2 separate regions of the Homo sapiens genome follow, and region 2 is linked to region 1. A link is a loop called in an ENCODE intact Hi-C map of the cell type or tissue named here. Cell type or tissue: heart right ventricle. All regions are shown on one strand. Links, peaks and the distances in the headings refer to the core of each region. The heading gives the core; the rest is flanking DNA.

Region 1 (2,922 bases), core at 166-2,665:
TGTTTTTCTACAGTTTAAACTTAAAACATTGATACACTATATGCCCCTTAATTTTTGTAATTGATATTACAGTATAGTTTATTCATTTATCTAGAACATGCTGATGGTTTATGCCACAAGTTGACAACTGTGTGTCCAACTGTGAAACCTCAGACTCAAGGTCTAGCAAAAGATGCTTGGGAAATCCCTCGAGAATCTTTGCGACTAGAGGTTAAACTAGGACAAGGATGTTTCGGCGAAGTGTGGATGGGTAAGAAGCCTGAATTTTTGTTTTCTGTCATTGTTTAGCTGTGGATTAAAGTGCAACAATTTATGATAAAATATGTTTCAATATTTAAGAGAAGTGCTGTTCACTGAAGTTTGGTCTAAAATCCTTTAAAATATAAATTCCTAAAATGTGTTATTTCTTTAGGAACATGGAATGGAACCACGAAAGTAGCAATCAAAACACTAAAACCAGGTACAATGATGCCAGAAGCTTTCCTTCAAGAAGCTCAGATAATGAAAAAATTAAGACATGATAAACTTGTTCCACTATATGCTGTTGTTTCTGAAGAACCAATTTACATTGTCACTGAATTTATGTCAAAAGGTATGTATTAGTATCTCCTTAGGTATTTGTGTTGATAATGTTTTTAAGAGTCTTGATTTGTATGCATATAGACTTATACTGTTTTCTAATTTAAGATTTTTATGTAGACATATTTGGATAGAAGAAACCTGACACTTTGTTTAATGGAATAGTGATTATCCAGTTATTCCAGAGGATAGTATGACGTTTAAAAGGAAAAGTAGGCAGGCTGAATTAATTTTGAAATTAAGTTTGACTAAAACAAATGGAAAAGCTAGAAAGGTGAAAAATAGAAAGTGTTTGTACACATTTAATTAAAATGATAAAATCAGAAAGATACTTACATTTTTAGTACTAAAGCAAAGAAATAAGGTAAAGTTAAAATGAATTAGTTTTCTCATTTTAATATAAACATAATTCCTATATTCAGGACTTCTAGGAACTTTTTTCCCCACTGCTTTCTTTTTTTTTTTTTTTTTAAATAGAGACTGGGGTCTCAACTATGTTGCCCAGGCTGGTCTTGAACTCCTGGCCTCAGGCAGTCCTCCCTTTTTGGCCTCCCAAAGTGCTGGTATTACCAGCATGAGCCACTGTGCCTGGCCTCCCCACTACCTTCAATGGAAGTTTCTTCATTTTCCTTAACTCTAGACCACAAGATGGGATCTTCAGTAACAGGGTTAGTTAGGGGGAGGATAAAGAGAAGATTGATACTCTTTCCTCTTTTTCCCTGTGCAGATGGTACTTAGAGGAACTAGTAAGTCAGCAGATAAGCTGACAGGCCTGATTTTTATGTGTTTGATTTCATCTGCTTTATTATTATTTTTACTCTTGAACCAATAATATACAGTAGTCACTAATTATGTCACCCTCTCCAGTGGTGTGTCTTGGTCAATGATGTAGTTCCATCTAGTGGTGACAAGGACAACTACAAGTTACATATTTGCTGTAGGAAAATTTTTCCCCTCAAAAGGGGACTGAAACCAAAAGTTAAGAAATTATACAGCCTATTAATTGATAGCCAGAACACACCTAAAGACCCAAAGCACCTGGCGCTCTTTGGAAGGAATGTCTACTGCAAACAGTTGCCAAATATGACATTTTTTTGTTTGTTTGCTTGTTTGTTTGTTGTTTTTGTTTTTTTGTGAGGTGGGGCCTCACTCTATCCCCCAGGGTGGAGTGCAGTCACATTTCTCTGCAGCTTGGACCTCCCTGGGCTCAAGCGATCCTCTCATCTCAGCCTCCTGAGTAGCTGGGATTACAGGTGCATGCCACCACACATAGATAATTTGTGTATTTTTCTACAGATGGGATTTCACCCTGTTTCCCAGGCTAGTTTGGAACTCCTGGGATCAAGCAATCAGCCTGCCTTGGCCTCCCAAAGTGCTGGGATTACAGGTGTGAGCCACCACACCCAGCCCAAATATGCCCTTTCAAAGAGTATATTAGATGAACCAGAGGGGAAGGGAGGGCCAGGCATGGTGGCTGACCTGAGCAACATGGTGAAACCCCATCTCTACAAAAACTAAAAAAATTAGCAGGACGTGGTTGCACACACATGTATTCCCTACTCAGGAGGCTGAGGCATGAGGATTGCTTGAGCCCAGGAGGTTAAGGCCATAGTGAGCTGTGATTGTGCCACTGCACTCCCATCTGGGGTGAAAAAATGAGACTGTCTCAAAAAAGAAAAAAAAAAAAAGGAGAAAAGGACAGGGAAGATGTTTAAATCAAGATATTGGAAGCAGGCCAGGCACAGTGGTTCATGCCTCCAATCCCAGCGCTTTGGGAGGCCGAGGCAGGCAGATCACTTGAGGTCAGGAGTTCGATCCCAGCCTGGCCAACATAGCGAAACCCCGTCTCTGCTAAAAATACAAAAAACAGCTGGGCGTGGTGGCTTGTGCCTGTAGTTCCAGCTGCTCGGGAGGCTGAGGCACGAGAATGGCTTGAGCTAGGGAGGCAGAGGTTGCAGTGAGCCAAGATGACACCGCTGCACTCCAGCCTGGGTGACTGAGTGAGACTCCGTTTCAAATAAATAAAGACTTTAACAATTAAAAAAGATATTGGAACATAAGAAATATAATGAAGGTAAGGCTAATAGCCCATTTAGCTCTGTATATTAATTTTAAGAATTATTTAATTGGGAGAACATGGTAAAATTCTGTGTTGTCAGACCACTGGGTACAATTATTTCCAGGCGGGAGAGATTTAGAATACAAGATAACAAAAGTCCTTTCTATTTTTAAAACTCTTTAATTCCTCATTTTGGTATTCACTTAGCACTTGTCCCTTTATAATCTGTCCAAACTCATTGTCCCATGCACTCCAGCATAAACCCACTGTTCTGCTCTTTGTTT
Region 2 (2,922 bases), core at 104-2,603, 120 kb after region 1:
TCACTTCTTGAAGGGGGAGAAAAATCTAGCTTAATTGGAGCCGTTAGTGGGGCAGAGCTCATCCTATTCAGGTCACCACCCTCTGTGATCCCTCTGCTCAGAAGATAACCAAAGGGTACAAAAAAGAAAACATGCCAGTCCTACATACATGGGTAGGGCAAAAGGGGACATGAAGGGGTGTGTGTGTGTGTGTGTGTGTGTGTGTGTGTGTGTGTGTGTTATGCATAAGGAGGCAAGCATGTTGAAGGTAAGATTTGGGAGGCAGAGAGTATCTTTAAATATTTGGCCTCCAGAAGGAAAAATTAATGTGGATTGAAATCAGAGACTGCAATGCTATGATTCCAAATGCAATTTGGTAAACATTTACTGGATGCCACCAATGCATAAGTGAAGACAAATAAGATATGATCCCTGCCCTCAAAGAGCTTACTATCTAGTGGGAACATGTTCACAAATAACAAATACAAGGCAGAAAGCCAGGATATTTTAAGAGATGCATTCAGTGACCACTGAATGGGTGCTCTACCTTATAAATTGCGTATACACAGGTGATGGTATGTAAACATTAGTATTAGATTCTAGAAAGCAAAAGGCCCCTATCAGATCAGGCATCTCCGTTCTAAATATTAACATAAATTAATAAAAAAGTAAGCTGAAATAGGTGCCTCAAGAACTGTGAAATCTTGAGCTCTCTTTTTCTCTTACCTTATTTTTCACAGAGGACCAGCTAGGTTGGCAGGTTGTATAAATTCTCATGCAGTTATTTTCCAGGCAAGACCTGCATTCACCCCAGGAATCTGCCAAAGACTCCCGGCATAGCCTTTCTTCTTCCTCCAGATGTTCTTGAACTTCATTCAGAAGTTTCAGGGCCTCCTAGTTAAAAGTAGAAACAAAAGTCCAATTTCCATTTCATAATCTATGTGCACCTTAGTTGATTTCACCCTTTGAAATGTATACATTCTAAACTGCTTTTTCATTCTTTCTCCTTCAGGTGCCTCGCAGCTGTCAGATCTCCCCCAAAGCTTTCTGTTTAGTTTAAGAAAAGAGCACTGATTGATTCCTATTGAAGACTGTAAATCTTATTCATCTGTTCATTCATTTGTTCAATAAGTATTTACTGAGTGTTTGCTATGTGACAGACATTACTCTAGGTGTGGGTGACCTGACAATGAAGATGCCATCCCGATCTGGGAACAACTGTGATTTACCTATTTACCGGTAAGTCTGTCTTCAATTCTCATCCACTGGTGCATGGGGAAAGTGGGCTTTACAGTTTATAAAGCTGGTACATTTTAATTCTTTCATTTATGCTGTCTTTAATTGTTGTATATCCTTAAACATTGCAAGAAAGTACAATTCTTGTATGTCAAGTTAAATGTTCCCGTTGAGTTACATTGTAATTGCCGAGACGCAGGATGGCATCTCTGCAATTAGAATGTAATATAATAAATATATTTATATATAATGTAATATTAAATAAATATAAATGGGAATATAAACAAGCTTTGTTCTTCTTGTTTATATTCCCAGTGCTCCCCCTTGTGGTGCTTGCTGTACTTGGCCAAGTCCTGCTCTGGGTGGTGAGGAGCCCAGCAGCAGTGGCACCTGTCCCTGCGAGCCTCAGCCCTGCCCCTGGAGTGCCTCACGGGTCAGCACCATGGTGCAACAGACCTTTCTTCCTGTGCCCCTGCCCAAACCTCTGGCTTCCCTGCAAGTGTGGACTTCTGAACCCCAGCCCCCTCCATGCCGAGATATCGTGCAGGGGAATGAAGTGAGTATAGTGGATCTGGCCATAAGAAGACAGCCTCAGAGCTAATGGAAATGACCCTTTCCTGGAGTATTAAGCCCAAAGAATCACCTGGGCACTGACAATCTTCCACATCTTCTCTGCCTGGCTAGGATTTGTCAGTTGTCCTCATTGTAAAGTTTGGCTGCTAAGCCACGTAGCATTTGGTATGATCCACGTAAGAAAACTGCCAGGGCCCCAGCTTGCCAATATACATTTTGACCCAGACAGGAGTGTGTGTGTGTCCTTGGACTTTGTAGAACAATTTTGGAATCTTACATCTTTTTTTTTTTTTTTTTTTTTTTTTGAGACAGAGTCTGGCTGTGTCGCCCAGGCTGGAGTGCAGTGGTGCAATCTCAGCTCACTGCAACCTCCATCTCCCAGGTTTAAGAGATTCTCCTGCCTCAGCCTCCCCAGTAGCTGGGAGTACAGGTGCGTGCCACCATGCCGGGCTAATTTTTGTATGTTTAGTAGAGACGGAGTTTCACCATTTTGCCCAGGCTGATCTCGAACTCCTGGCCTCAAGTGATCTGCCCAGGTTGACCTCCCAAAGTGCTGGGATTGCAGGCATGAGCCACCTCACCTGGCTGAATCTTACATCTTAAAGTGGTTGTTTTTCGGCAGGGTGCAGTGGCTCACACCTGTAATTCCAGCATTTTGGGAGGCTGAGGCGGGTGGATCACCTGATGTCAGGAGTTTGAGAACAGCCTGGCCAACATAGTAAAACCCTGTCTCTGCTAGAAATACAAAAATTAGCTGGTCATGATGGTGGGTGCCTGTAATCCCAGCCACTTCAGAGGCTGAAGCAGGAGAATCGCTTGAACCCAGGAGGCGGAGGTTGCAGTGAGCCAAGATCGTGCCATTGTCCTTTAGCCTGGGCAACAAGAGTAAGACTCTGTCTCAAAAAAAAAAAAAAAGTTGTTTCTCCAAGGCAAGTAACAATACCTCCAGGATTTTCTCAATCAGTCCCAATTTTACATATTCTGCTCATTGTCCTCATAAGCCAAAATCCTAATATTCCCAATTCCAAACTACAGTGGCTGTGTACCCTTGGGCAAATTACTTAATACATATAAGCCTTAGTCTCCTCATTTGCAAATAAGAATAATAGGAATAACAGTATCTACTTCTCAAGG

What was found. A loop is a pair of places that touch in the nucleus more often than their neighbours do. Peaks named below come from ENCODE experiments on the same cell type or tissue, not always from the same donor. Only the 100,000 strongest peaks of a DNase experiment are listed, where the experiment ranks them.
Region 2: a loop joins it to region 1, with 5 times the contacts of the local background. A loop is called at or near these places in 23 of 110 quality-filtered maps.

What each region holds. Positions count from the first base shown.
Region 1 is chr18:740,588-743,509 of GRCh38, reverse strand. It overlaps YES1 (YES proto-oncogene 1, Src family tyrosine kinase), which reads left to right. Exons shown (of 12, transcript NM_005433.4): 7 at 95-250; 8 at 413-592. Among named protein-coding and RNA genes, the nearest start is that of ENOSF1, 29 kb to the right of the region's middle. RefSeq lists an enhancer at 1,517-1,586. In heart right ventricle, for the core only: a CTCF peak has its summit at 1,476 (motif pointing left); no DNase peak of the experiment used is centred there; H3K27ac peaks cover 663 bases.
Region 2 is chr18:622,816-625,737 of GRCh38, reverse strand. It overlaps CLUL1 (clusterin like 1), which reads right to left. Exons shown (of 10, transcript NM_001393344.1): 5 at 706-873. LOC105371952 (a long non-coding RNA gene) reads left to right here. Exons shown (of 7, transcript XR_935082.4): 6 at 992-1,218; 7 at 1,531-2,922. Among named protein-coding and RNA genes, the nearest start is that of CLUL1, 27 kb to the right of the region's middle. In heart right ventricle, for the core only: a CTCF peak has its summit at 1,541 (motif pointing left); a DNase peak (open chromatin) is centred at 1,577; H3K27me3 peaks cover 534 bases.